Regions from separate parts of the Homo sapiens genome. Here region 2 is linked to region 1. A link is an interaction called in ENCODE POLR2A ChIA-PET data of the cell type or tissue named here. Cell type or tissue: Panc1. All regions are shown on one strand. Links, peaks and the distances in the headings refer to the core of each region. The heading gives the core; the rest is flanking DNA.

Evidence for each region. ChIA-PET counts read pairs that join two places held together with the same protein. Peaks named below come from ENCODE experiments on the same cell type or tissue, not always from the same donor. Only the 100,000 strongest peaks of a DNase experiment are listed, where the experiment ranks them.
Region 2: POLR2A ChIA-PET joins it to region 1 with 12 read pairs; 3 of 35 experiments call an interaction of 5 or more read pairs at or near these places.

Annotation. Positions count from the first base shown.
Region 1 is chr19:39,954,289-39,970,151 of GRCh38, forward strand. It overlaps LOC124904722 (a long non-coding RNA gene), which reads right to left and starts at 5,734. Exons shown (of 2, transcript XR_007067261.1): 1 at 5,580-5,734; 2 at 5,032-5,213. It overlaps LOC124904720 (a long non-coding RNA gene), which reads right to left. Exons shown (of 3, transcript XR_007067260.1): 3 at 9,970-10,944. RefSeq lists an enhancer at 5,244-6,053. In Panc1, for the core only: no CTCF peak of the experiment used is centred there; no DNase peak of the experiment used is centred there.
Region 2 is chr19:40,101,550-40,117,412 of GRCh38, forward strand. It overlaps the pseudogene LOC124904803. Among named protein-coding and RNA genes, the nearest start is that of ZNF780A, 19 kb to the left of the region's middle. RefSeq lists an enhancer at 5,630-6,194. In Panc1, for the core only: no CTCF peak of the experiment used is centred there; no DNase peak of the experiment used is centred there.

The DNA of each region.
Region 1 (15,863 bases), core at 2,899-10,898:
ATTTTGCTATTAAGTATGATGCTTACCGTAGCATTTTTGAAAGTATACATTATTGTATTAAAGAAGTTTCCTTCTACTTTTAATTGTTTAATCATAAATAGATGTTTAACTTTATCAAATGATTTTTCTGCATCTGTCTCAATGATATTAATATCCATTGTTGATCATTACCTTGATGTAGAGTTGCTAACTAAGATACAAGACCTCCAGTTCAATTTGAATTTCAGGTGACAATTAATTTTTAGTATAAATATGTCCCATGCCATTTATTGGCTAAATCTGGAAACCTGTCTAGTTCCATTATTTCACCAGGGCTTTGCAAAATGGGGATTTTTAATGTATTATTTTCTCTTCATTTATTAACTACAATGCTATTATACAAAGAAGCATCCCCTCATTAATTCTCTGGTTACCCTAAATTGTAGTTAATACAGAAAAAGCAACTTAAATGCTTCAATTTTCAGTTTTAGTACATTCTCTCTAAAGGTAACCAAAACGTGTGTGTGCGTGTGTGTGTGTGTGTGTGTGTGTGTGTGTGTGTATGTAATATCCTTATGAATGCATGGATTTTTAACATTTGAAGTGGTCAAACCTTAGACCAGTGGGAGCTGTCTTGGTTTATGGTACATTTCCTACCCAGAACCACAATCATCCATTTCTAAAAGAGCCACAATTCCTATGATTACCAAATTGTATTTATTTATTTATTTTGAGACAAAGTCCTGCTCTGTTGCTGAGGCTGGAGTACAGTGGCATGATCATGGCTCACTGCAGCCTTGACCTCCTGGGCTCAAGTGATCCTCCTGCCTCAGCCTCCCAAGTAGCTGAGACTACAGACGTGCATCACTACACCCAGCTAATTTTTAAATTGTTTGTAGAGACAAGGTCTCCCTATGTTACCCAGGCTGCTCTCAAACTCCTGGATTCAAGTGATCCTCCTGACTTGGACTCTCAAAGTGCTGGGATTATAAGTGTGAGCCACGTGCCTGGCCCCAAATTGAATTTAGACACTATAATTTGAGCACTAGGGGAGGAACTGCCTTTAATATTTTTAATTTTGTAAAACATTTGCACAGTTCCAGAGCCAAAACTTGACAATAAGTTATCTTCACAGAGCTTTAGCTGCCATCCCTGTCCTCTCCACATTTCCTCCCTTCTCCTGTGAGTAACCATTTTTATGGGATTTTCATTCAACTTTCCATCATTTCTCTTTGAAAATATAGGGAAAGACATACATATACAAGTGTGCGTGTCTGTGCATTTCCCTTTCCTTCTTTTGCAAAAGGTAGCATATTATAGCATATCATACACATTGTGTTTTCTTCTTTTTGTTTTGTTTTGTTTTGTTTTTATGAGACCAAGTCTCACTCGGCCGCCCAGGCTGGAGCGCAGTGTCACGATCTCACCTCACTAACCTCCACCTCCCAAGTTCAAGCGATTCTCCTGCTTCAGCCACTCAAGTATCTGGGATTACAGGTGTGTGCCACCATGCCCGGCTAATTTTTGTATTTTTTAGTAGAGACGGGTTTCACCATGTTGGCCAGGCTGGTCTTGAACTCCCGACCTCAGGTGATCCTCCCACCTCAGCCTCCCGAACTATTGAGATCACAGAAGTGAGCCACTGCGCCCAGCTCACACTGTTCTTTATTTTACTTTTTTTACTTGACTTTTTTTTTTTTGAGACGGAGTTTCACTCTTGTTGTCCAGGCTGGAATACAATGGCACGATCTTGGCTCACCGCAACCTCTGCCTCCTGGGTTCAAGCAATTCTCCTGCCTCAGCCTCCCGAGTAGCTGAGATTACAGGCATGTGCCATCACGCCCGGCTAATTTTGCATTTTTAGTAGAAATGGAGTTTCTCCATGTTGGTCAGGATGGTTTTGAACTCCTGACCTCAGGTGATCCGCCCACCTCAGCCTCCCAAAGCGCTGGGATTACAGGCATGAGCCACTGTGCCTGGCCCATGAGCCACCACGCCAGGCAGGCACGTACTATTTTTCATTCCCACTAGCAATGTGAGAGTGCCAATTTTCCCACAACCTTGGCAAGAGTATGTTATCAATCTGATAGGTGAGAAATGGTATCTCGATACAGTTTTATGTTGCATTTGTAGTATCATGAGATAAATCATTTGTTCATTTAAGGGTTTGCATTTTCTATGAATTCTGTTCTTTTGTTTTCTTACCTTGTTGTGTTTTTGTCATGCATAAAATTGTAATTATTATGTAGTCAAATGTATCAGTCCTTTCTTTTATTGCTTCTGTAATTTGAATCAGGTAGCAAAAAAAATTGACCACTGCCAGGTTATAAAGAAATTCATTGGCCGGGCACAGTGGCTCATGCTTGTAATCCCAGCACTTTGGGAGGTCAAGGCAGGAGGATTGCTTGAGCCCAGGAGTTCGAGACCAGCCTGGGTAAAATTGGGAAGTTCTATCTCTACCAAAGAATTACAAAAATTAGCCAGTTGTGCAGGTGTGTGCCTGTAGTCCCAGCTATTCAGGAGGCTGAGGTAGGAGAATTGCTTGAACCAAAGGGGCAGAGGTTGCAATGAGCCGAGATCATGCCACTGCACTCCAGCCTGGACAGTAGAGCCAGACCCTGTCTCAACTTAAAACCTAAATGAATAAATTCATTCACATTTAGTAGTTACAGGGTTTCACATTTTAAAATTTAGATCTCTGACCTTTTCACATTTGTCCTGCTGTGTGGTTTGAGGAATGGGTTTAATTTTATATTCTTCCATAGAGTTGTCAGCTTACTCCAGTATCACTGATTAAAAAGTCCTTCTTGTCTCCAATGATTTGAGATGCAACCTTTATCATATACTAAATATCTATATGCATTTGGGTCTGCTCTGGATTCTCTATTCTGTTCCTTCATTCTGTGGTATTCATGTGCTAATACCACACTGTTTTCATTAGAGGTTTTCTGTTTTAATATCTAGTCAGGTCGGCCAGGCGCGGTGGCTCATGCCTGTAATCCCAGCACTTTGGGAGGCTGAGGCATGTGGATCACGAGGTCAGGACCTCAAGACCAGTCTGGCCAACATGGTGAAACCCCGTGTCTACTAAAAATACAAAAATTAGCTGGGCATGGTGGCACGCATCTGTAATCCCAGCTGCTCGGGATTACAAAAAACAAGAACAGCTAAGAAAGTTCTGAAAAACTCAGGAGGCTGAGGCAAGAGAATCACTTGAACCCAGGAGGCAGAGGTTGCAGTGAGCTGAGATTGTGCCACTGCACTCTAGGCTAGCGATATATATATATATATGTGTAGTCAGGTCAGTGGTGCCTCCCTACTCTGGTCTTTTTCAGAATTTTCTTAGCTGTTCTTGTTTTTCTCATTCTCCCAAATAAGTTTTACAATAACTTCTCTAATTCTAGATAAAAACCTGATGATATTTTTGGAGGGATTGCATTACATTTTTAAACTAACTTTTTGAGAGATATTTTTATTATGTGAGTCTCCTATCCAAAACCATTGCCCTTCCATCTATATATGTTCATGTTTACCTTTGTGAATAATAGAAAAGCAGACACTATTCACGTTTATCTTTAAAAAAAAAAAAAAAAAAAAAAGCAAAATAGGCCGGGTGTGGTGGCTCACGCCTGTAATCCCAGAACTTTGGGAGGCTGAGGCAGGAGAATTACTTGAGTCCAGGAGTTCAAGACCAGCCTAGGCAACATGGTGAAACCCCATCTCTACAAAAAATCAGCTAGGCATGGTGGTGTGCACCTGTAGTTCCAGCTACTCGGAAGGCTGAGGTGGTGTCAGGCCTCTGAGCCTAAGCTAAGCCATCGCATCCTCTGTGACTTGCACGTATAAGCCCAGATGGCCTGAAATAACTGAAGAATCACAAAAGAAGTGAAAATGTCCTGCCCCGCCTTAACTGATGGCATTCCACCACAAAAGAAGTGAAAATGGCTGGTCCTTGCCTTAAGTGATGACATTACCTTGTGAAAGTCCTTTTCCTGGCTCATCCTGGCTCAAAAAGCTCCCCCACTGAGCACCTTGCGACCCCCACTCCTGCCTGCCAGAGAACAAAACCCCTTTGACTGTAATTTTCCTTTACCTACCCAAATCTTATAAAATGGCCCCACCCCTATCTCCCTTTGCCCCCACCCTATCTCCCAGAGTAGGGAGGCACCACTGACCTGACTACATATATATAAATATATATATATATATATATATATATATATATATATATATATCGCTAGCCTGGAGTGCAGTGGCACAATCTCAGCTCACTGCAACCTCTGCCTCCTGGGTTCAAGTGATTCTCTTGCCTCAGCCTCCTGAGTTTTTCAGAACTTTCTTAGCTGTTCTTGTTTTTTGTAATCCCGAGCAGCTGGGATTACAGATGCGTGCCACCATGCCCAGCTAATTTTTGTATTTTTAGTAGACACGGGGTTTCACCATGTTGGCCAGACTGGTCTTGAGGTCCTGACCTCGTGATCCACATGCCTCAGCCTCCCAAAGTGCTGGGATTACAGGCATGAGCCACCGCGCCTGGCCGACCTGACTAGATATTAAAACAGAAAACCTCTAATGAAAACAGTGTGGTATTAGCACATGAATACCACAGAATGAAGGAACAGAATAGAGAATCCAGAGCAGACCCAAATGCATATAGATATTTAGTATATGATAAAGGTTGCATCTCAAATCATTGGAGACAAGAAGGCTGACTCTCTTTTCGGACTCAGCCCACCTGCACCCAGGTGATTAAAAGCTTTTATTCTCACACAAAGCCTGTTTAGTAGTCTCTTCACACAGACATGCATGAAAGGTGGGAGGATCACTTGAGCCTGGGAGGTGGAGGTTGCAGTGAGCTGAGATTGTGCCACTGCACGCCAGCCTGGGCAACAGAGACATCCTGTCTCAAAAAAAAAAAAAAAACAGTAAAATTGATATGTATAGATTTGTGTAACCACCTCCATGAAGGGGTAGGTTGCCCCTCCACACCTCTGGGTGTTTCTCGTTAGGTGGAATGAGAGACTTGGAAAAGAAAGAGACACAGAGACAAAGTACAGACAAAGAATAAAGGGGGCCCAGGGAACTGGCGTTCAGCATACGGAGGCTCCACCGGCCTCTGGGTTCCCTTAGTATTTATTGATCATTCTTGGGTGTTTCTCGGAGAGGGGGATGTGGCAGCGTCATAGGATAATAGTGGAGAGAAGGTCGGCAGATAAACACTTGAACGAAGGTCTCTGCATCGTAGACAAGGTAAAGAATTAAGTGCTGTGCTTTAGATATGTGTACATAAAAACATCTCAATGCCTTAAAGAACAGTATTGCTGCCCGCATGTCCCACCTCCAGCCCTAAGGCGGTTTTCCCCTATCTTAGTAGATGGAATATACAATCAGGTTTTACACGAGACATTCCATTGCCCAGGGACGGGCAGGAGACAGATGCCTTCCTCTTGTCTCAACTGCAAAGAGGCGTTCCTTCCTCTTTTACTAATCCTCCTCAGCACAGACCCTTTACGGGTGTCGGGCTGGGGGACGGTCAGGTCTTTCCCTTCCCACGAGGCTGTATTTCAGACTATCACATGGGGAGAAACCTTGGACAATACCTGGCTTTCCTAGGCAGAGGTCCCTGCGGCCTTCCGCAGTGTTTGTGTCCCTGGGTACTTGAGATTAGGGAGTGGTGATGATTCTTAGGGAGGATGCTGCCTTCAAGCATCTGTTTAACAAAGCACATCCTGCACAGCCCTTAATCCATTTAACCCTGAGTTGACACAGCACGTGTTTCAGGGAGCACAGGGTTGGCGGTAAGGTTACAGATTACAGAACAAAATGGAGTCTCCTATGTCTACTTCTTTCTACACAGACACAGTAACAATCTGATCTCTCTTTCTTTTCCCCACACCTCCACAATCAAGATACAGTTTCATCACCCCAAAACTTCTCTCATGCTGTCCTTTTGTAGTATCCCTCCCCACCAACCCCTGGAAACCAGTGACCTCGTCTCTGTTCCTTTAATCTTGTGTTTTCAAGAATGTCATACAAATGGAATCAGAAAGTACGTCACCTCCAGTCCTATGTACCCATTTGACTATGGAAAATTTCCACTCGAATGTCCCACAGGTACCTTAGCTCAACCTCATTGCTCTCCTTCCAATATGCCCCTCCTCCTATGTCTAGATTCTAGTCAAACACTATGCCATCATCCAGCAGTCCAAGCTAGGAGTGTCATCCTGGGTTCCTCTTTTTTCCTTTCACCCTTCTTTCTAATTATTCTTTTTTTTTTTTTTTTTTTTTTTTTTTTGAGACAGAGTTTCTCTCTTGTTGCCCAGGCTGGAGTGTAATGGCACGATCTCGGCTCACCACAACCTCTGCCTCCCGAGTTCAAGTGATTCTCCTGCCTCAGCCTCCAGAGTAGCTGGGATTACAGGCATTCACCACCATGCCCAGCTAATTTTGTATTTTTAGTAGAGACGGGGTTTCTCCATGTTGGTCAGGTGGTTTTGAACTCCCGACCTCTGGTGATCTGCCTGCCTCGGCCTCCCAAAGTGCTGGGATTACAGGCATGAGCCACTGCACCCGGCTCTAATTACTCTCTTAATCTCATTGCTTATATGTTCTTTATATCTCTCAAAACAATCTATTTCTAAATCCACAACCATTTTACAAGTGATTCTGGCAACCACCTCTCAACTGGATTATTCCAACAGCTTTCTGGGTTTTTTTGCTGAGTCTTATCCTTTTGAGTCTCTATCTACATCACAGTAAGCATGATCATCCTAAACAAACACAAATCTTGTTAAGTCATTCCCCCAATCCCCCACTCCCTGCCACTTAAAACCCTTCACGGGTTGTCCCTTGCCCTCAGGACAAATTGTAAGCTCCTTAGGTGACATTCAAGACTTCCTATAATTCAAGCCTTCCTCTCCTATCTCAACCCAAAACTCCTGTTCTCACCCTACATGTCTCCCACACATACTCCCACTTGGGTTGCTTTTTTAAAGTCTGGAATGTCTTTCTCCTCGCCTTTGTTTTTTTTTCTTTCTTTTTTTTTTTTTTCTTTTTTGAGTTGGAGTCTCACTCTGTCACCCAGGCTGGAGTGCAGTGGCGCAATCTCAGCTCACTGCAACCTCTGCCTCCCGGGTTCAAGCAATTCTCCTGCTTCAGCCTCCTGAGTAGCTGGGATTACAGGGGTGCACCAGCATGCCCAGCTAATTTTCTGAATTTTTAGTAGAGATGGGGGTTTTACCATGTTGGCCAGGATGGTCTCGATCTCCTGACCTCGTGATCCGCTCACCTCAGCCTCCCAAAATGCTGGTATTACAGGCATGAGCCACCACGCCTGGCTCTCCTCACCTTTCTTAGCTAATTAGTACTTGTCCTTCAGGTCTCACCTTGGCTCTAACCTCCTGGCTGGACCAATGCTCTACCTTTCTAATTCCTGCAGGAAAACACTGGACTTTTCTCTTTTTCCTTAGTAGAGAAGTTTTCAAAGTGGGACTGCAGACCCTTGCATGTCCCTGATCCCTTCAGAGGGTCCCTGAGGTCAAAACTATTTTTATAATAATACTAAGATGTTATTCAAATTTTTCACTCTTAATATTTGCACTGATAGTGCAAAAACAATGGTAAGTAAGACTACTGGCCCTTGCCCCAAATCAATTTAGCTAATAATCATCAGATTAATGGAATCTTCTTGTTTTAATATTACACCAAAACTCTACAAGTGGAAGTATCTTAAAGGTTAGTTGCAATATGGTGTCTGAAACGATATCAGTGAATTATTTCCATGCTATTACAGTAAAATCCCTTGGTCTATATTGCACTTTGCATGGATCTTTTACCCATTCATAGTTTTATAGCATCATGCAACAGGAATTTGGAAAATATTGGTGCAGTGAGTTATACAGCTTTCCAAATGTTGAAACATTTGTTATAAAATACTGAAAAATTATAGTCATAGATATCCACATCATTCTAATCTGAAAGGCAATAAGCATTTGGGAAGCTGTCAAGCTCATGGTGGCAGATTAAATATACTTCCATATTACCACTACTTATATATGTGTGGCTACATTTTTTTTGGTATACGTTAACCGAAACAAACTATCACAGCACATTGAATGCAAAAGCAGACATTGGCCAGGCGCAGTGGCTCACGCCTGTAATCCCAGCACTTTGGGAGGCCGAGGCAGGAGGATTGCCTGAAGTCAGGAGTTCAAGACCAGCCCGGCCAAGATGGCGAAACCCCGTCTCCACTAAAAATACAAAACACTAGCCGGGCGCAGTGGCTCGCACCTGTAATCCCAGCTACGTGGGAGGCTGAGGCAGGAGAATCACTTGAACCTGAGAGGCAGAGGTTGCAGCAAGCCAAGATCGTGCCATTGCACTCCAGCCTGGGGGACAGAGTGAGACTCTGTCTCAAAAAAAAAAAAAGCAGAAAAAAAAGCAGACATTAAGATCCAGTTGTTTTCCATCAAGCTGGACATTAAAGAGATTTGCAAAAATGCAAAACAATGCTACTCTTCTCTGACCATAATAGAATTAAAGTAGAAATCAATTAACAGAAAGATGTCTAGGAGATGCCCAAATATTTGGAAATTAATCACTCACTTCTAAATAATCCAGGAGTCAAAGAAGAAGTATTAAGAAGAAATAGAAAATATTTTTCACTTAATGAAAATAAAATATAACAAAATGTATGTAAGCAATTAAGGCAGTTTTTAGGGGGTAAATTTATATTAGCAAACACATATGTCATGAAAGAAAATCTCAAATCTAACCCTCCACGTTAATATTGTAGAAAAAGAAAAGTAAATGAAATCCAAAGCACTGAAGGAAAAAGAAAATAAAGAGCAGAAATCAATGAAATTAAAAACAGGAAAAATCAATGAAACCAAAAATTTTCCTTATGAAAGGTCAATACAACTAATAAACCTCTAACCAGACGAACCAAGAAAAAAACAGAGAAGACAAAAATTACCTATATTAGGAATGATAGAAGAGATATCACTACAGTATCTATAAATTTTACAACTTACATGTAATAGATCAGTCCCTTGAAAGATACAAACTACCACAATTCACCAAAGATGAACAAGATAAAGAGGTCTTAGAACTATTAAAGAAATTAAATTTATAGTTAAATATCTTCCCCCGAAAATCTCTAGGCCCAGTTTTATTGGAGAATGTTATCAAGTATTATTGAAAGAAATAACATGAATTCTAAAAAATTCTCTTTCAGAAAATATAAGAGGAGAAATACTTTCCAATTTGTTTTATGAGGCTAGCATTGCCTTGATACCAGAAGCCAAAGACACTACAATGAAAGAACACTATAAATCAGTATCCCTCATATTAGCAAATTGAATCTAGCAATATAAAAAGGACAATTCATCATGGTCAAGTAGGGCTTATCCTGGGAATACAAGGTCTGTTCAAAATTTTCTTGACAAAAGTGAACATCTAGCAGGGCGTGGTGGCACACACCTGTAATCCCAGCACTTTGGGAGGCTGAGGCAGGCAGATCACCTGAGGTCAGGAGTTTGAGACCAGCCTAACTAACATTGTGAAACCCTGTCTCTATACTAAAAATGCAAAACTAGCCGGGTGTGGTAGGAGGCACCTGTAATCCCAGCTACTCAGGAGGCTGAGGCAGGAGAATTGCTTGAACCTAGGAGGCGAAGGCTGCAGTTAGCCAAGATGGCACCACTGTACTCCATCCTAGGTGACAGAGCAAGGGTTCATTTCAAAAAAAAAAAAGTGAACATCCATTCAGGGTTTAAAAAAAAAAAACCAACTCAGCAAACTAAGAAGAGAAAGAAACTTCCTTAATCTGCTAAAAGGGCATTTTGAAAGACACTTAATGTTAGAAGTCTAAATGCTTTCCACCAAAGATTGAGAACAAAGAAAAGAATGTTTGCATTCACCACTCCTAGTCAATATTGTACTGAAAGTCCTGGCCGATGTAATAAGTAGGAAAAGGAAACAAAAGTAATGTCGATTGAAAAGGAAGAAAAATAAAACTGTCTTTATTCACTAATGACATAGTTGTCACAAAAAAAACTCCAGGAAATCTACAGAAACTCCTAAAACTAATAAATGATTTTTACAAGATCACAGAATAATGTGCAAAAGTCAATCATATTTTTAAGCATAAGGAAACAAAAATCAGAAATTTAAAAAATTTTAATAACATTTATAATATCATAAAATATGAAATACATAGGGATAACCTGACAAAAGATTTACAAGACCTATACACTGAAAACTAAAAAACATTGCTGGTAGAAGTTAAGGAATGGCTAAATAAATTGGGAGATTGCCGGGCGTTGGTGGCTCACGCCTGTAATCCCAGCACTTTGGGAGGCCGAGGCAGGCGGATCACGAGGTCAGGAGATCGAGACCATCCTGGCAAACACGGTGAAACCCCGTCTCTACTAAAAATACAAAAAATTAGCCAGGTGCGGTGGTGGGCGCCTGTAGTCCCAGCTACTCGGGAGGCTGAGGCAGGAGAATGGCGTGAACCTGGGAGGCAGAGCTTGCAGTGAGCCGAGATAGCGCCACTGCACTCTGGCTTGGGTGAAAGAGCGAGACTCCCTCTCAAAATATAAATTAAATAAATAAATAAATAAATAAATAAATAGGGAGATATACCAGGTTCATAGATTATAAGATTTAATGCTGGCCGGGTGCGGTGGCTCACGCCTGTAATCCCAGCACTTTGGGAGGCTCAGGTTGGGGGATCACGAGGTCAGGAGATCAAGAACATCCTAGCCAACAGGCCTAGCCAATATGGTGAAACCCCGTCTCTATTAAAAATACAAAAATTAGCCGGGTGTGGTGGCGCACGCCTATAGTCTCAGCTACTCGGGAGCCTGAGGCTGGAGAATCTCTTGAAACCGGGAGGCGGAGGTTGCAGTGAGCCGAGATTGTGCCACTGCACTCCAGCCTGACAACAGAGTGAGACTCCATCTTTAAAAAAAAAAAAAAAGAAAAAAGAAAGAAAATTAGATCAACAGAACAGAATCAAGAGTCCACAGATAGATGTACACACATGCATAATCAACTGATTTTTGACAAAGCTGCAGGGCATTTCAGTGGGAAAAGATAATGTTTTCAATAAATGGTACTGGAGCGACTGGGTATTCACATGCAAAAAGATGAAACTTCGGCCAGGCACAGTGGTTCAGGCCTGGAATCCCAGCACTTTGGGAAGCCGAGGCAGGTAGGTGGATCACCTGAGGTCAGGTGTTCGAGACCACCCTGGCCAACATGGTGAAACTCCATCTCTACTAAAAATACAAAAATTAGCCGAGCGTGGTGGCAGGCACCTGTGATCCCAGCCACTCCAGAGGCTGAAGGAGGAGAATCGCTTGAACCTTGGAGGCAGAGGTGCAGTGGGCTGAGATCGCACCACTGCACTCCAGCCTGGGCGGCCGAATGAGACTCTGTCTCAAAAACAACAACAACAAACTCGAAATGGAACATAGATGTAAATGTGAAATATCGAGCTATCAAACTTCTTCTTCGCCCCCCAAAGTGCTGGGAATACAGATGTGAGCCACCACACCCAGCCAATCGAACTATCAAACTTCTGAAGAAAACATTTAAAAAAACTTTGTGAGTTTTCACCAGGCTAAGGTTTTTAAAAATACAACACCAACAGCATGATTCATAAAAGAAAAAATTGATAAATTGGACTTAGAATCCACAGTGGTACATGCCACCATGTCAGGCTAATTTTTGTATTTTTAACAGAGACGGGTTTCACCATGTTGGCCAGGCTGGTCTCAAACTTCAGACCTCAAGTGATCCACCTGCCTCAGCCTCCCAAAGTACTAGGATTACAGATGTGAGCCATTACACCCGGCCTTTTTTTCAAATTTCTAAGAAAAGAGATTTTTTTTTTTTGAGATGGGAGTCTTGCTCTGTCTCCAGGCTGGAGTGCAATGGTGCCATCTTGGCTCACTGTAACCTCCGCCTCCCAGGTTCCAGCAATTCTTCTGCCTCAGCCTCCCGAGTAGCTGGGATTACAGGCACACGCCACCACGCCCAGCTAATTTTTTGTATTTTTTAGTAGAGACTGAGTTTTACCATGCTGGCCAGACTGGTCTCGAACTCCCGACTGCAGGTGATCCACTCGCCTCGGCCTCCTAAAATGCTGGGATTACAGGCGTGAGCCACTGCACCCGGCCCAAATCACTGTATTTTGGAAAAGATAAGTTCAAAAATTAGCCGGGCGTGGTGGCAGACACCTGTAATCCTAGCTACTTGGGAGGCTGAGGCAGGAGAATCACTGGAACCCAGGAGGCAGAGGTTGCAGTGAGCCAAGATTGTGCTATTGCCCTCCAGCCTGGGTGACAGAGGGAGACTGGGTCTCAAAAAAAAAAAAAAAAAGAAAAAAGAAAAGAAAAGTTCATTGATCCTAGCCCTTGCCTCTGCCCGTGTGTAGGAAAATATCGAAGAGGATTAATGATTATGTGTCACACCCAAACCTTGATGGGATTTTGCTCTCATGTAACTTCTGAGAACATGAGCTGCAGCCACCTGTATAAAAACCGCAGGCTGAAACCCTCCGGAGCAGTCCAACGGTTACTTTGAAAGACTCTCCCAGGTTGTGATCCTCAGTAAGACTTCTGAATCAAACTAACTTTAATTCTCTAAAAGTAGGTTTTTCTCTTTCCTTTTTTTTTTTTTTTTTTTTTTTTGAGACAGGGTCTCTCACTCTGTCGCCCATGCTGGAGTGCAGTGGCACAATCTTGGCTCACTGGCAGCCTTGACCTCCTAGGCTCAAGTGATTCTCCCCCCTGAGCCTCCTGAGTGGCTGGAACTACGGGCGCACGACCATGCTGGGTTAATTTTTATAAACATTTTTTGGTCTCACTATGTTGCCCAGGGTGGTCTTGAGCTTCTGGGCTCAAGCAACCCTCCTGCCTGCACCTCCCAAAGTGCTGAGATGATTATAGGAGCAGGAATGAGCACTTGGCCTGATTTTTGTCTTAGTTGACAATAGTCAGTGTTCAGGAAATGGTTATTTATGATTATTATCCATAAAAATTCCAAAGGGATACACTGATTTGTCATTACCAAAGGGGCCAGAGAGAACCTGGCAATTATTTGGGCTTAGGGGAATAAAGGCAAAGCTCTCAGATGAGTTTCAGTCTGAAGCCTGGAAACAGGGAGGATGGGAGGCCAGGGGCAAGATGATGGATTCCATTTTAAGTAATAGATTCTAAGTCTCAAGTAAAAATCAAGGTTGCCTTTTGGGTGTAAGGTAGAAACCTGGGATACAGAATTAAGAATTGCCCATGTTAGGCACGGTGGCTCACGCCTATAATCCCATCACTTTTCGAGGCTTGGGAGGGTAGATCACTTGAGGTTAGGCATTTGAGACTAGCCTGGCCAGCATGGCGAAACTCCGTCTCTACTAAAAATACAAAAAATTACCCAGGTGTGGTGGCCCACGCCTGTAGTCCCAGCTGCTCCAGAGGCTGAGGCATGAGAATCACTTGAACCTGGGAGGCAGAGTTGCAGTGAGCCGAGACTGTGCCACTGCACTCCAGCCTGGGCGCCAGAGCAAGGCTCTGTCTCAAAAAAAAAAAAAAAACTTACAGAATTAAGAGTTGCTCATGCAGAGGAAAACAAAAAGATTTATTGTCATTGTCGTTTTCCTTTTTTTTGTGGAAACACAGACACTAGGACTTTAAGAAAGGCAGGAGCCAGATCTAATGAATCTCTGGGTTCTCCCAGCAGAGTGATCCTCCCTACTCAGTGATCTCCACTGAGCAGGAGCCACCAATTCTCTTTGTAACTTAATGGAAGTGGCTTTCCCCTGTCTGCACCTCAGTTTCATTTGTAAAATGAGGAAAAGCAAACCTACCTCTGAGGGCTGTTATGAGATCATGGTTTGGAATTTTCCTGGCCAAAAGTGAATGCGCAAGTGGTGTCTCGTGTGACAACCCATGATCCATCCACCAAATAGAAAACAATGTCCAAACACACAAAATATCAAGAGTATACATACAAATGGTGGGAGTGTAAATTAATACAGTCTGACAGTGTCTACTAAAGCTAAACACATACCTGCCCTACGACCAGCAATTCCACACTTGGGTCTATTTTGTTTTTGTTTTTGTTTTTCTTTGGGAGGGGGATCTATTTTCAGAAGAAATGAATACGTAAGTTTGTCCAAAGAAATGTACTAGAATATTCATAGTGAGAGACAGGACTAGCTGGATTTCCTAGGCCGACTAAGAATCCCTAAGCCAACTGGGAAGGTGACCGCATCCACCTTTAAACAAGGGGCTTGCCACTTAGGTCACACCCAACCAATCAGGTAGTAAAGAGAGCTCACTAAAATGCGAATTAGGCAAAAACAGAAGGTAAAGAAATAGCCAATCATCTAACGCCTGAGAGCACAGAGAGAGGGACAATGATCGGCGGGATATAACCCAGCACTGGAGCCCGCAAGGCAATCCCCTTTGGGTCTCCTCCCATTTTATGGGAGCTCTGTTTTCACTCTATTAAACCTTGCAACTGTACACTCTTCTGGTCTGTGTTTGTTATGGCTTGAGCTGAGCTTTCGCTCACTGTCCACCGCTGCTGTCTGCTGCCATGGCAGCTGTGGCAGACCTGCCGCTGACTTCCACCCCTCCGGATCCGGGTGTCCACTGCACTTCTGATCCAGCGAGGCGGCACCCATTGCCGCTCCCAATTGGGCTAGAGGCTCACCATTGTTCTTGCGCGGGCTAAGTGCCCGGGGTTCCTCCTAATCGAGCTGAATAGAGCTATAACACTCACCGCATGGCCCAAGATTCCATTCCTTGGAATCCGTGAGGCCAAGAACCCCAGGTCAGAGAACAAGAGACTTACTGCCATCTTGGAAGCGGCCCACCACCATCTTGGGAGCTCTAAGAACAAGGACCCCCAGTAACAATAGCACTATAACACCCCTAAACTGGAAAATATCCAGTCTGAGGTATAGGGCATAGTCATAAAATGGAAACCATCCAGAATGAAAATGAAAGAACTATTTCTACACACGGTATGCATGAATCTCACAAAAACAACATTAACTAAAAGAAACCAAACACAGTACACAGAGTACTGGTCTAGAGAGAAGGAGAATTCAAAACAAACAAAAGTAACCCAGCTGTTACAAGTCAGGGCGAGTCCAGCCAGGCACAGTGGCTCATGTCTGTAATCCCAGCACTTTGGAAGGCTGAAGTGGGAGGATCATCTGAGTCCAGGAGTTCGTGACCAGCCTGGGCAACACAGCGAAACCCTATCTCTACAAAAAACATTTTAAAATTAGCAAGGCGTGGTGGCACACGCCTGTAGTTCCAGGTGCTTGGGAAGCTGAGGTATAGGATTGCTTGAGTCTGGGAGGTTGAACCTGGAGTGAGTAGTGATCTCACCACTGCACTCCAGCCTGGGCAACAGAGCAAGAATCTCTTTCAAAAGATATATTTTTAAAGGCTACATGGGGTGGGTCATGCCTGTAATCCCAGTGCTTTCAGAGGCTGAGGAGAGAGGATAGCTTGAGGCCAGCAGTTGGAGACTCTAGTGAGCTATGATCGTGCCACTGCACTCCAGCCTGGGCGACAGAGACTCTAGCTCTTAAAAAAAAAAGAAAAAAACAGATGAATGATAACCTTTAGAAGGGATCGGGAGGCCGGATGTGGTGGCTCACGCCTATAATCCCAGCACTTTGGGAGGCCAAGGCAGGCAGATCACTTGAGGTCAGGAGTTTGTGACCGGCCTGGCCAACATGGTGAAACCCTGTCTCTACTAAAAATACAAATATTAGCCTGGGCAACAGAGTGAGACTCCGTCTCGGGGCGGGGAGTGGAGGGGGGAGAAGAAGGGATGGGGGAAAGGGGAGCACATGA
Region 2 (15,863 bases), core at 5,225-13,224, 150 kb after region 1:
AATGCAAGGGTAGCGTAACATTGAAAATCAATCAGTATAATTCTAGTATATTAACAGAAAATACAATCGTCTTGGTAGACTCAGAAAAACCACTTGATAGAAGTCAGTACTTAAAACACAGCAAACTAAGAACAAAAAAAGCTTCCCTATTTTTATAAATATCATCTAATATGATTTGCTAAAGAACTTTAAAAAGCACTTTAGCAAATCATAAGATTTTTAAAAATGATTTAAAAGTTCATTTTAATCATAAGATTTACAAAGAACTTTAGCAAATCATAATTAATGATGAATTATTATAATTAATAGTGAAAAATTGAAAGCTCTTCTTCTGAGATCAGAATTAAGCAAGGATACCCATTCTCACCACTTTATTTGAGGCTCCATTCAATGCATTAAAGCAAAACATATGAATAAAAGGCGTATCAATGGAATGAAAATAGACAACCTGTTGTTCCTCACAGATGACATCATGGCAAAAATAGAAAATAAAAATGAATCTACAGCAATGTATTATATAATTTAGCAATGTCACTGGATTTAAATATAAAGTACAAATACAAAAAAGAAATATTATTTCTATGTAATTTCTAAATACTACCAACAAAGAAATATAAAATGAAAATTTTAAAGTGGTGCCATTTAAAATATCAAGTATCTAGAAAAAAATCTAATAAATGGTGTAGAAAACTTCTACACTAGCCTAGCCCAGTGGCTCATGCCTGTAACCCTAGAACTTTGAGAGGCTGAGGAGGGAGGCTTGCTTGAGGGCAGGAATTCAAGACCAGCTTGGGTAACATAGTGAGACCCATGTCTCTACAAAAAATATTTAGCTGGGCATGATGGTGTGCCCCTGTAGTCCCAGCTACTCAGGAGGCTAAATTGGGAGGATCACTTGGGCCCAGGAGGTCAGGCTGCAGTGAACCATCATCACGCCTCTGTACTCCAGCCTAGGTGACAGAGTGTGACCCTGTCTCAAAAAAAAGACTTTGGGAGCCTGAGGTGGGAGGATCACTTGAGCCCAGATTCTAGACCAGCCTCAGCAACATGGTCAAACCCCAAAAATGTTATAAAAATTAGCCAGGCATGATGGCACACACCTGTAGCCTGGGAGATCGAGATTGCAGTGAGCCGTGCCACTGCACTCTAGCCTGGGCAGCACAGCAAGACCTTGTCTCAAAACAAAAACAAAACACAAATTGTTCCTGGAAAAAAATTAAATAAGACCTAAATCAGCAAGGGATACACTGTTTATAGATTGAAATACTCAATTTGGCTGGATGCTGTGGCTCACACCTGTAATCCCAGCGCTTTGGGAGGCTAAGGTGGGCGGATCACCTGAGGTCAAGAGTTCAAGACCAACCTGGCCAACATGATGAAACCATGTCTCTACTAAAAATACAAAAGTTAGATGGGCATGGTGGCAGCCACTTGTAATCCCAGCTACTCAGGAGGCTGAGGAATCGCTTGAACCCAAGAGGTGGAGGTTGCAGTGAGCTGAGATTGTGCCACTGCACTCCAGCCTGGGCAAATAAAAAAAAAAAAAAGATTGAAATACTCAATTTTTAAAAAATATCAATCCTTCCAAATAGATATATACATTAAATGCAACCCCAGTGAAAATTCCAGCAGGATTGTTTGTGAAAATGTATAGGCTGATTCCAAAATGGAAATGGAAAGATCAGAGATGAAGAAAAGTTCATTGAAGAGAAACTGAAGAAAAGAACAGAGCTGGAGGGCTTATTTAAAAGCCTTTATAATTAAGATAATGTAGCAATGGCACAGAGTTAGACAAATAGACCAATGGGAAAGAGTAGAGATTACAAAACTGAAGTAAAGACAAAACTGTATTCTCAAAAAAGTTGTGCCTAAGTGTCCCAAAGACATACACAAAAACAGTGCTGTTATGACAGTGGAAAAATACAGTGATATGAAAATAAAAACTGGCTGGGCATGGTGGCTCATGCATGTAATCCCAGCACTTTGGAAGACTGAGGCGGGCAGATCATCTAAGGTTAGGAATTCGAGATCAGCCTGGCCAACATAGCGAAACCCCATCTCTACTAAAAGTACCAAAATTAGCTGGGCGTGATGGCGAATGCCTGTAGTCCCAGTTACTCGGGAGTCTGAGACAGGAGAATCACTTGAACCTGGGAGGCAGAGGTTGAAGTGAGCCGAGATTGCACTACTGCACTCCAGGCTGGGCAAAAGAGCAAAGCTCTGTCTCAAAATAAATAAATAAATAAATAAATAAATAAATAAATAAATAAATAAAAAGAAAGAAACTAAAAATTTCAACTACATGCAATAGTATGTATGAGTTTCAGGACATAATGTTGAGCCATAGAAGTCAGGCACAATGAGTATATGTACTGTGTGATTCCATTTATACAAAGCTCAAACACAATGAAACTAATCTACAGTTTTAGAGATTTGGATAGTGGTAACCTTTGGGATTAGTGACTTTATTATGGCATGAAAGTAGACCCTGGGATGTTGGTATTACTCTGTTTCTTAATCTGGATTTTGTTTTCAGGAGAGTATTCAAATTATGAAAATGTGAAGGTCTGTACACTTACGATTTGAACTCTCTCCTTTGTGAATGTTGCACTGAAATAAAATGTATGGGAAAAAAGACATAAGGTTAGGTAAATAATAGCCTGGAACTTTCATAAATCTTTTTTTTTTTTTATCTTTTGAAAAAAGATGTTACACTGTCACTCAGGCTGGAGTGCAGTGGCACTATCATGGCTCACTGCAGCCTCAACCTCATGGGCAATAACAAGTGTGATGTCAGTCTGAGGTCGGACAGGCAGTTGTTGGGCAGATGTCCTTGCAGAAGTATTCTTTTGTGTAAGATTACAACGGCCTTTGTGCAAGGTTTTGGTTTTGTTTTGTTTTGTTTAGACACAACTCAAGTGATCCTCATGCCTCACCTCCCAAATACCTGGGACTGTAGATGCACGACATCTTGCCCAGCTCGATTGTGAGTTTTGCAAAGTCTTTTCTGTTATCAGGCATACAAGCTGAGAATCCCCTCTTCATAGCCCTCTTCATCCAACTCTATTTGTCAGGATTTGTTTAACATTAGTGATTCCATTTTGATTCTGGAAACTTTCACATTTCCCTCTTTCATTCAAGATCTTTCTCCAAAAACATCACTGATCAATCATCCTGTAGTTAAATTTTTATGTCCCTTAATGCTGACATGAACCTGTTGCAGTTGCTGGTCTTGACCCACATTGAGGGAAGTGATTGGTGACTAGGAATCAGTGTGAAAACCCTTTGAGCCACATTTAAACAACAAGGGAGATTTCAAAGGAGTGGCTGTTATGCCAAGTCTACGTGGAATCCATTACTAAATTCTATTTTGTCTGTTCTGTAGTTTTTTGGTAATCATCTGAAAGTGCTTGGCTAGCATTATTTTATTAGGAGTTGTATTCTGCAAAATTAACAAGTAACAAATACAAAGTTTTTAAAAGGGACAAAAACAAAGTAAAACTAACTGCAGTATGACAATCCCAGTTTGCATAATGGTCTTGAGACATGAACCTAGGCTTAAAGACAACTAATTGAATATATCAAGTGACCATAGAAAATTAGATGAGACCTATTGTAACCATGTGGCCTGTTTTCTTATTTTGTGTATATGCGTCTCAACTTTCCCAGAGGAATCTATCCAGGTACAGCATGTAATAGTATTAGCAATAGTACAGACCTTTTCTTATTTAACCAATAGATGCTAAAGGATTTCTTAGGTTAAGATTTCTGCCAGGCGCGGTGGCTCACGCCTGTAATCCCAGCACTTTGGGAGGCCGAGGCGGGCGGATCACGAGGTCAGGAGATCGAGACCACGGGGAAACCCCGTCTCTACTAAAAATACAAAAAATTAGCCGGGCGCAGTGGTGGGCACCTGTAGTCCCAGCTACTCGGGAGGCTGAGGCAGGAGAATGGCGTGAACCCGGAAGGCGGAGCTTGCAGTGAGCGGAGATCGCGCCACAGCACTCCCGCCTGGGCGACAGAACGAGACTCCGTCTCAAAAAAAAAAAAAAAAAAAAAAGATTTCTTAAGTTACCAGCAGAAGCTGTTGAACGTAAAATTTCATTTACACCATAACATGGTTTGGCTCTGTGTCCCCACCCAAATCTCATGTCAAATTGTAATTCCCAGTGTTGGAGGAAGGGCCTGGTGGGAGGTGGCGGACTTCCCCCTGTCCCCCTTGCTGTTCTCGTGAAAAATGTGTAGCACCTCCCCACCTACGCCCTCTCTCTCTCTCTCTCCAGCCATGTGAAGATGTGCCTGCTTCCCCTTCACCTTCCACCATGATTGTAAGTTTCCGGAGGCCTCCCCAGAAACAGAAGCCTGTACAGCCCACAGAACCATGAGCTGATTAAACCTCTTCTTTATAAATTACCCAGTCTCAGGTATGTCTTTATAGCAGTGTGAGTGTGGACTAATTACACCATTATCCTGATAAGTGAAAACGGTAACATTAAGGGGAGCCTTGGGGAAAGCTGTTTACAACATAACAACATCAACTTCTCCTCCTGACTGGTAGTTTGAATGTCTGGGCATGACATTGGGTGGTTTGGTGAACTTTTTGTATGGTCCATACATCAGGCATGAGGCTTGTTCCTGAAAATTCATCTAGTTTCAGCTTATAGGGCTTTAGGAATAGAGCAGATTTTGTTTTCAGTTGGAGAGTTGTAGCCAAATATTGAAAAAAATTAGGAGAATTCATGAATGGGTCTAGTCTATAGGTAGATGACAAAAACTTGAAACTAATGCACAGGGCTACAGTCTAATCTAATAATGGGTGTATTATAGTTTTTCTTTGAAACAAAGTTTTTCCCTCTACATTGATAATATAAAAATCTCAGATTTGGCAGGGCATGGTGGCTGATGCCTGTAATCTCAGCACTTTGGGAGACCAAGGTGAGTGGATCACTGGAGGTCAGGAATTCCAGACCAGCCTGGCCAACATGGTGAAACCCTGTCTCTACTAAAATACAAAAAATTAGCTGGGCATGGTGGCACACACCTGTAATCTCAGCTACTTGGGAGGCTGAGGCAGGAGAATCACTTGAACCCAGGAAGTGGAAGCAGAAAAAACATCTCAGATTTAAAAACCTTTTGAGATTAGGAAGCCAAACCTAGGCAGATGTTAGATTTTACTAAGAATCTTAAGGTTGTTGGGCCTGCCAGGAAGTGACCATTTTTAATCACTCATTGTAAGACTGGGAACTCCTGAAGCTAGGCATCTAGTGTACATTCTTAAATGTGGCATTTCAGTCAAAAACCTTGGTAATAGAGCCAATGTTTCAAATTGCAATCTGGTTATAAAGAAAGCAGGTCTTTATTAAACTTATGTAAATGAAAACAAGAATACTCACAAGTGGTTTCTGAATTTTGGAGAAATCAAGTAGAGAGAAAAAGCAAATGCTTCCATGTTTGTTGACAAAAGTACAATATACTTATTTACAAATTGTTGTAAACTATACCTTATGAAATAAAATGTCCTTAAATCTGGGAAACAAAACATTTAAGTAAAGGATGTTTTAAATAAAAGTTATAAAACATTATCTTTATCAGTTACTTAATTTTATGTAATTAATTTTTTGTTGTTCTTGATCCCAATTAATAGTTTTTTTTTTTTTTTTTTTTTTTTTTTTTAATTTATTTTTTTATTGATAATTCTTGGGTGTTTCTCACAGAGGGGGATTTGGCAGGGTCATGGGACAATAGTGGAGGGAAGGTCAGCAGATAAACAAGTGAACAAAGGTCTCTGGTTTTCCTAGGCAGAGGACCCTGCGGCCTTCCGCAGTGTTTGTGTCCCTGATTACTTGAGATTAGGGATTGGTGATGACTCTTAACGAGCATGCTGCCTTCAAGCATCTGTTTAACAAAGCACATCTTGCACCGCCCTTAATCCATTTAACCCTGAGTGGACACAGCACATGTTTCAGAGAGCACAGGGTTGGGGGTAAGGTCACAGATCAACAGGATCCCAAGACAGAGGAATTTTTCTTAGTGCAGAACAAAATGAAAAGTCTCCCATGTCTACTTCTTTCTACACAGACACGGCAACCATCCGATTTCTCAATCTTTTCCCCGCCTTTCCCGCCTTTCTATTCCACAAGGCCGCCATTGTCATCCTGGCCCGTTCTCAATGAGCTGTTGGGCACACCTCCCAGACGGGGTGGTGGCTGGGCAGAGGCGCCCCTCACCTCCCGGACGGGGCGGCTGGCCGGGCGGGGGGGGCTGACCCCCCCCACCTCCCTCCTGGACGGGGCGGCTGGCCGGGCGGGGGGCTGACACCCCCACCTCCCTCCCGGACGGGGCGGCTGGCCGGGCAGAGGGGCTCCTCACTTCCCAGTAGGGGTGGCCGGGCAGAGGCGCCCCTCACCTCCCGGACGGGGCCACTGGCCGGGCAGGGGGGCTGACCCCCCCCACCTCCCTCCCGGACGGGGCGGCTGGCCGGGCGGGGGGCTGACCCCCCCACCTCCCTCCCGGACGAGGCGGCTGGCTGGGCGTGGGGCTGACACCCCCACCTCCCTCCCAGACAGGGCGGCTGGCCGGGCGGGGGGCTGACCCCCCCACCTCCCTCCCGGATGGGGCGGCTGGTCGGGCGGGGGGCCGACCCCCCCACCTCCCTCCCGGACGGGGCGGCTGGCCGGGCAGAGGAGCTCCTCACTTCCCAGTAGGGGCGGCCGGGCAGAGGCGCCCCTCACCTCCCAGACGGGGCGGCTGGCCGGGCGGAGGGCTGACCCCCCCACCTCCCTCCCGGACAGGGCGGCTGGCCGGGCGGGGGGCTGACCCCCCCACCTCCCTCCCGGACGGGGCGGCTGGCCGGGCAGAGGGGCTCCTCACTTCCCAGTAGGGGCGGCCGGGCAGAGGCGCCCCTCACCTCCCAGACGGGGCGGCTGGCCGGGCGGAGGGCTGACCCCCCCACCTCCCTCCCGGACGGGGCGGCTGGCCAGGCGGGGGGCTGACCCCCCCACCTCCCTCCCGGACGGGGCGGCTGGCCGGGTGGGGGGGCTGACCCCCCCATCTCCCTCCCGGACGGGGTGGCTGGCCGGGCTGAGGGGCTCCTCACTTCCCAGTAGGGGCGGCCGGGCAGAGGCGCCCCTCACCTCCCGGACGGGGCGGCTGGCCGGGCGGGGGGCTGACCCCCCCACCTCCCTCCCGGATGGCACAGCTGGCCGGGCGGGGGGGCTGACCCCCCACCTCCCTCCCGGATGGGGTGGCTGGCCGGGTGGGGGGCTGACCCCCCCCCACCTCCCTCCCGGACGGGGTGGCTGCTGGGCGGAGATGCTCCTCACTTCCCAGATGGGGTGGCTGCCGGGCGGAGAGGCTCCTCACTTCTCAGACGGGGCAGCTGCCGGGCGGAGGGGCTCCTCACTTCTCAGACGGGGTGGTTGCCAGGCAGAGGGTCTCCTCACTTCTCAGACGGGGCGGCCGGGCAGAGACGCTCCTCACCTCCCAGACGGGGTCTCGGCCGGGCAGAGGCGCTCCTCACATCCCAGATGGGGCGGCGGGGCAGAGGCGCTCCCCACATCTCAGACTATGGGCGGCCGGGCAGAGACGCTCCTCACTTCCTAGATGTGATGGCGGCTGGGAAGAGGTGCTCCTCACTTCCTAGATGGGATGGCGGCCGGGCGGAGACGCTCCTCACTTTCCAGACTGGGCAGCCAGGCAGAGGGGCTCCTCACATCCCAGACGATGGGCGGCCAGGCAGAGACACTCCTCACTTCCCAGACGGGGTGGCGGCCGGGCAGAGGCTGCAATCTCGGCACTTTGGGAGGCCAAGGCAGGCGGCTGGGAGGTGTAGGTTGTAGTGAGCCGAGATCACGCCACTGCACTCCAGCATGGGCACCATTGAGCACTGAGTGAACGAGACTCCGTCTGCAATCCCGGCACCTCGGGAGGCCGAGGTTGGCGGATCACTCGCGGTTAGGGGCTGGAGACCGGCCCGGCCAACACAGCGAAACCCTGTCTCCACCAAAACCAGTCAGGCGTGGCGGCGCGTGCCTGCAATCGCAGGCACTCGGCAGACTGAGGCAGGAGAATCAGGCAGGGAGGATGCAGTGAGCCGAGATGGCAGCAGTACAGTCCAGCTTCGGCTCCGCATGAGAGGGAGACCGTGGGGAGAGGGAGAGCGAGAGGGAGACGGAGAGCGAGAGGGAGACGGAGAGCGAGAGGGAGACGGAGAGGGAGAGGGAGAGGGAGAGGGAGAGGGAGAGGGAGAGGGAGAGGGAGAGGGAGAGGGAGACAGAGGGAGAGGGAGAGGGAGAGGGAGAGGGACCAATTAATAGTTTTATGAGTCCATCAGTTTCTTTATTAGAGTTCTTGAAATTTTTATTTAATCCATTGATCTTAAAGCTGTCAGAAATCTGTGTTCAAGCCTGGTGCAGTGGCTCACACCTGTAATCCCAGTACTTTGGGAAGCCACAGCAGGAGAATAACTTGAGGCCAGGAGTTCAAGTCTAGCCTAGACAACATAGTGAGACCCCCCTCTCTACAAAAAAATAAAAATAATAAAACCAGCCAACCACAGCTGTGGACACCTATAGTCCCAGCCACTCGGGAGTCTGAGATGGGTAGATTACTTGATCACAGGAGTTCATAGCTGTAGTAAGCTATTATCATGGCACTGCACTCAAATTGGGTGACAGAGTGAGACCCTGTCACCAAAAAAAAAAAAAGTCTGTTCAAGGGTACGTGTTAGAGTTGCTTTCTTGAAAAGCAATTTTGAACCATGGCTGATTATAAATGTTTTTAGAGAAGAATTCAAAACAATTACTGTAAGTAACAAAAACTTAGACTAGCCATAAAGGCTCCCAATTTATCAAAACAGAATCACACATCACTGTAAAATCATGGTTATTCATTTAACCAGAGTGATAATCAAAAGGCTTCAAAAACAATACAGAAAATTTCATGGATATGAAAACTTTAACCCTTTCAAAGCTCAGTTTTTCTAAGTAATCAAAAACCTAATAAAGACAACGTAGGAATTGTCTTGATAAAATGTAAAATCTTTGGGGTTTTGTTTAAGACCAGTTACAAAAAGCTAAATTAAAAACTTCTTGTATTCTAATTGTTTTTCCTTATGGGAAGCATGTTTAGGCAAGCTGGAAGTCAAATCTAATGAAAAGGGTACTTGAATTTTATCAGACACAGGAAGAGTTTGTCCAAGGCTATGAGTAAACACTATATTATAGAGGAATGTAAATAAGAAAACTAGTACCTTGAGCAGGGGGGAAAACATAGCTCTTAGTAACAGCATGGGAAGTTTCCCGGTTACACGAAGCAATTCAGACACATCAAGAAAAGCCAAGAGTACAGAATCAAGTTATACTGGAAGAAAACATTGCTTTTCTTGACCTGCAAGATAAACATTTCAGCATTGGGCCATAACAGTAGGATTAAAACCGGGGGTGGGGGGTGAGGGAAGTTACAGCAATTTAAAAAAAAAGGTTGAATGAGAAAGTTATCACCTCAGCCAAGCAAAAATGATATACCATTTCAAGGGGAGAAAGAACAGAAGGCAATGATGTATGACCATCACATCACATGCAGTGAGATACAGCGAAGGATGAACTTCTCATAAATAAATCTGAGAAGTTCCAAAAAGAAAACAATTTACCTTGAGAATAAAATCACATTCTGAATGAAAAAGATAGCATTTCGAACCTGAAATTAGGGAGGTTAATTATATCTCAGGAAGAAATAGAAATAATATAGAAAGATGGTTGTTAAACAGATTTCAGAATTAAAAACCAGAACCTCTTGTAATTTTATATAGAGCAAATCAATACTTTAAGAAAAACTTATTCTAACATAGAGGACTAAATTTTTTTAGTTTTGCATTAGTGCTTTTTTTTCTTTTTTTCTTTCTTTTTTTTTTGTTTTTTTTTTTTGTTTAGACAGAGTCTTGCTCTGTCATCCAAGCTAGAGTGCAGTGGTGCCATCTCAGCTCACTGCAACCTCCACCTCCTGGGTTCAAGCAATTTTCCCGCCTCAGCCTCTTGAGTAGCTGGGACTACAGGCACCCACTACCATGCCCAGCTAATTTTTGTATTTTTACTAGAGGGAGGGTTTCGCAATGTTGGCTAGGCTGGTCTCGAACTCCTGACCTCAAGTGATCCTCCCAAAGTGCTGGGATTACAGGCATGAGCCACCATGCCCAGCCAGCATTTTTAATATCTGTATTAGTCCATTTCCACACTGCTATAAAGAACTACTTGAGACTGGGTAATTTATTTTTTTTTAAAAAAAAGGTTCAATTGACTTACAGTTCTGCATAGCCAGGGAGGTGTCAGGAAACTTACAATCATGGCAGAAGGTGAAGGGGAAGCAAGGCACGTCTTGCATGGCTGCAGGAGAGAGAGATAAAGAAAGTGCCACACTTTTAAACCATCAGATTGTGTGAGAACTCACTCACTATCATGAGAACAGCGTGGGGTAAACCCACCCCCATGAACCAGGTCCCTCCACAACACATGGGGATAACAATTCAAGATGAGATTTGGGTGGGGACACAGAACCAAACTGTATCAATATCAAACTTCAGTCTTTAGAAAGACTAAATTACAGCCAAGTTGATCCCACACAAAATTCTTTTTTTTTTTCTATTGAGACACAGTCTCACTCTGTTGCCCAGGCTGGAGTGCAGTGGTGTGCTCTTGGCTCACTGAAACCTCTGTCTCCTGGGTTCCAGCGATTCTCCTCAATCAGGCCCCTGAGTAGCTGGAATTACAGGCATTCACCACCACAATCAGCTAATTTTTGTATTTTTTTAGTAGAGACAGGGTTTCGTCATGTTGGCCAGGCTGATCTCGAACTCCTGACCTCAGGTGATCCACCTGCCTTGGCCTCCCAAAGTGCTGGGATTATAGGTGTGAGCCACCATGCCCAGCCAAATAAATTTTCTTTTCATGAACTTTATCACAATTTATTTAGACTATTGACAACATGCTTGGACTTTCTACTTTGTCCTATACTTCCTTTTTCTTAAATAACCAGTCATTTTACTTTAGGACAAAAATTTACCATGAAAAGATTCTTTCTCATACAAAATTATTCTTCTATTTTTTAACCTCCCTTACGAAAAATACATCTTCATATTCCTACCTTTTCTCACATTCCTCTCTCCTACTTATTGGTTCCTTTCTATCTTGTTTGATCTGAGAGCCTAAGCTTTAAAAACATTTATCTATTCCTTTTTCTTTTAGATTACTAATTTTTCAAATAAGTGTTTTATCATCATACACAATTGTTAGTCAGACAACTCCAAATTTATTTATTTATTTATTTTTGATACAGAGTCTCACTCTGTCACCCAGGCTTGAGTGCAGTGATGCAATCTCTGCTCACTGCAATCTCTGCCTTCCGAGTTCAAGTGAATCTCATGCCTCAGCTTCCCAAGTACCTGGGATTACAGGCATGGGCCACCACACTGGCTAATTTTTGTATTTTTGGTAGAGACAGGTTTTGCCATGTTGGCCAGGCTGGTCTCAAACTCCTGGCCTCAAGCAATCTGCCCACCTTGGCCTCCCAAAGTGCTAAGATTACAGGCATGAGCCATCACACCCAGCCTAAATTTGTATTTCTAAAAGGTGTCTCGGTTGTTGGTTACCACGGAGTTGTAATTTTAAAGCTATTAATTCAAAAGCCCTTTAAAACTTCTTCTTTTAAAAATCTTGATTGGAATGCCATAAGCAGTGAGTTTTATCTCAACACCAGCAGAAAGGTCAGCAGATTCCAAGTAGGCAGAGAAAAAATTAGAGAGATAGCTTAGAAGACTCTACATGTTAACTCTATAGTTGCAGATTTTTTTTTAACAATGACCATCTAAGCTCTGAATTTTCCTTGCTGTAATTTGCCCATCAATGTAAAAATGTGCACAAGAACAGGCCATAATATGTGCCAACTATAGTGGGTCCCAGAAAATCTGGCATGCCTTATTCATGTTTGAGAATGCCATTTTGTTTCTTTCTTTCTTTTTTTTTTTATACTTTAAGTTTTAGGGTACATGTACACATTGTGCAGGTTAGTTACATATGTATACATGTGCCATGCTGGTGCGCTGCACCCACTAACTCATCATCTAGCATTAGGTATATCTCCCAATGCTATCCCTCCCCCCTCCCCCCACCCCACCACAGTCCCCAGAGTGTGATATTCCCCATCCTGTGTCCATGTGCCATCTCATTGTTCAATTCCCACCTATGAGTGAGAATATGCGGTGTTTGGTTTTTTGTTCTTCCGATAGGTTACTGAGAATGATGATTTCCAATTTCATCCATGTCCCTACAAAGGACATGAACTCATCATTTTTTATGGCTGCATAGTATTCCATGGTGTATATGTGCCACATTTTCTTAATCCAGTCTATCATTGTTGGACATTTGGGTTGGTTCCAAGTCTTTGCTATTGTGAATAATGCCACAATAAACATACGTGTGCATGTGTCTTTATAGCAGCATGATTTATAGTCATTTGGGTATATACCCAGTAATGGGATGGCTGGGTCAAATGGTATTTCTAGTTCTAGATCCCTGAGGAATCGCCACACTGACTTCCACGATGGTTGAACTAGTTTACAGTCCCACCAACAGTGTAAAAGTGTTCCTATTTCTCCACATCCTCTCCAGCACCTGTTGTTTCCGGACTTTTTAATGATCGCCATTCTAACTGGTGTGAGATGGTATCTCATTGTGGTTTTGATTTGCATTTCTCTGATGGCCAATGATGATGAGCATTTTTTCATGTGTTTTTTGGCTGTACAAATGTCTTCTTTTGAGAAGTGTCTGTTCATGTCCTTCGCCCATTTTTTGATGGGGTTGTTTGTTTTTTTCTTGTAAATTTGTTTGAGTTCATTGTAGATTCTGGATATTAGCCCTTTGTCAGATGAGTAGGTTGCGAAAATTTTCTCCCATTTTGTAGGCTGCCTGTTCACTCTGATGGTAGTTTCTTTTGCTGTGCAGAAGCTCTTTAGTTTAATTAGATCCCATTTGTCAATTTTGGCTTTTGTTGCCATTGCTTTTGGTGTTTTGGACATGAAGTCCTTGCCCATGCCTCGGTGCTCTACACGTTCAGAGAAACTTCTCTAGTAACAAACTATAGAAATGATCCCTGAAAGTATAGTCTTGAGAATGCCATTTTGTTTCTTATTCATCTCCTGGGAGCAAAGAAAATCTTCTAAGTCCTGTAAGGGAATTCAGAAGTTTTTTAAAAATTATTATTTTTTTATTTTATTATTTTTTTGATATGTAGTCTTGCTCTGTTGCCCAGGCTGGAGTGCAACAGCGCCATGTTGGCTCACTGCAACCTCCACCTCCTGGATTCAAGTGATTCTCCAGCCTCAGCCTCCCGAGTGGTTGGGATTACAGGCTTGCGCCACCATGCCCAGCTAATTTTTGTGTTTTTAGTAGAGACGGGGTTTCACCATGTTGCCCAGGCTAGTCCGAACTCCTGACCTCAGGTGATCCACCCACCTCGGCTTCCTAGTGCTGGAATGATAGGCCTGAGCCACCGCACCCGGACAAATTCAGGAGTTTAGACCAGTGTTTTAGATGGTGGTGTCTGCCCTGGTAGCTGTAAAGTAGCCCTCGTGCATCCATCATTTAGAATATTTACTTTTGCTCCTGTAAGATTTTCAGAAACAAGCAAGGAAAAAGAGTCAAACCAAATAGAAGGAAACCAAGATAAGAATGTTCCAAATATTTTAACCCAGGTGTGCAGATCAAACAAAATATTAAACCAGAGAAGGTGCACAGACCAGAGAAGATGTACCTCGCAGACAGGATGTAAATACTTTAGAAACCTAGAGTATTCAATGCAGAAAGATACTTGTCTCTATACCCGGAAGGACTTACCAGAAAAGACAAAAAGTCTTATTTCAGGAGGGATGTATGGTCTTTCATAAAAATGACCTTATCCAAACAAGACCCCAAATAAAGTCAAAAAGCCTCCAACAGAAGGAGGGAGGATCACTTGTAATTTGCCCATCACCAGGGCAGAAAAGGTGAGCCAGGGAAGTGACTCAGTAAATACTGCTCACTGGTTCCAAGTATCACCATTTCCTTCTTTTTGTTTTGGTTGTTTTTGTTGTTGTTGTTTCTTTTTATTGAGACTGAGTCTCATTCTGTCACCCAGGCTGGAGTGCAGCTACGTGATCTCGCCTCACTGCAATGTCCGCCTCCCGGGTTCAAGCGATTCTCCGGCCTCCACCTCTCGAGTAGCTGGGATTACAGGTGCTCGCCACCACACCCGGCTAATTTTTGTATTTTTAGTATAGACGGGGTTTCACCATGTTGGCCAGGCTGGTCTGGACCTCCCAACCTCAGGTGATCTGCCCGCCTCAGCCTCCCAGAGTGCTGGGATTACAGGTGTGAGACACTATGCCTGGTCACCATTTCTTCTGCTAGTGAACTTTTTCAGGTCCTGTTTCAAACACCATATATGTCAACCTATTTAACAAACAGAAAGAGTCTCTCTGAAAGAAAAGATATTTGTTTAGCAATAGAGCATTGCAATGGGAATCTGTATACCATAGTGAAATATGTGCAAATTCAGGGAGATAAAGGAAGACAAGGGTTTTTAAATGAAAAAATGAGGAGGATTACATAATTGTTTTGAAATAATTATCCTTGGCTACAAAGATCAATAACAAGTCTGAGACTGGACAGGGAATTGTTGAGCAGATGTCCTTGCAGAAGTATTATTTGTATAAGGTTATGGTGGACTTTGTGCAAAGTTGTGGTTTTTGTAGTCTTTTGTGACAGTTTTTGTGATCAGGCATACAAGCATGAAAACCTTCTCTTCATGTTCTCCCCATGCTTGATTTGTCAGAGTTTTCATTTTTCTTCTTTTGGGACAGGATCTCACTCTGCCACCCAGGTTGGAGTACAGTGGTGTGATCATGGCTCACTGCGGCCTCAAACTCCTGGGCTCAAGCAATCCTCCTGCCTCAGCTTCCCAAGTAGCTGAAACTGCAGGCACCTGCCACCACACCCAGCTATTTTTTTTATGTTTTGTAGAGATGGGGGGGTCTCACTATGTTGCCCAGGCTGATCTTGAACTCCTGGTCTCAAGCAATCCTCCCACCTCGGCCTCCCAAAGTGCTGGAATTACAAGTGTGAGCCACTATTCCTGGCCCATGATATGTCAGTTTTCTTAACATTAGTGACTCCGTTTCGATTCTGACAACTTTCACAGTTCTCTTACTAATATATGTTGTTGACAGCCTTCTCAAAGCAAACCTTCCATCTGAGCTTTACCCATACATATGTGTATATGATACATGACTAGCCACATGTATGATGCAGGTGCCTTAAAGACAGAGCAAACTACATGTGCTAAATAGAGTGTGCTCTTACCTTTACACCCAAACCACAGCCTCTTCAGTTTGTCAGTGTCAATAAACACCACCATGACCAATCCAGTTGCTCATGTGAGAGACTTGTGAGTCATTACCCATACTAACCTTTCTCAAACAACCCTTTATGAGGGCAAAGTGGCTGATGCCTGTAATCCCAACACTTTGGGAGGCTGAGGCAGGAGGACTGTTTGAGGCCAAGAGTTGGAGACCAGCCTGGGCAACATAGCTAGACCCCATCTCTAAAAAAAAAAACAGCCCTCTCCCTCTGTCTCCCTCTCCCCACGGTCTCCCTCTCATGCGGAGCCGAAGCTGGACTGTACTGCTGCCATCTCGGCTCACTGCAACCTCCCTGCCTGATTCTCCTGCCTCAGCCTGCCCAGTGCCTGCCATTGCAGGCACGCGCCGCCACGCCTGACTGGTTTTGGTGGAGACGGGGTTTCGCTGTGTTGGCCGGGCAGGTCTCCAGCCCCTAACC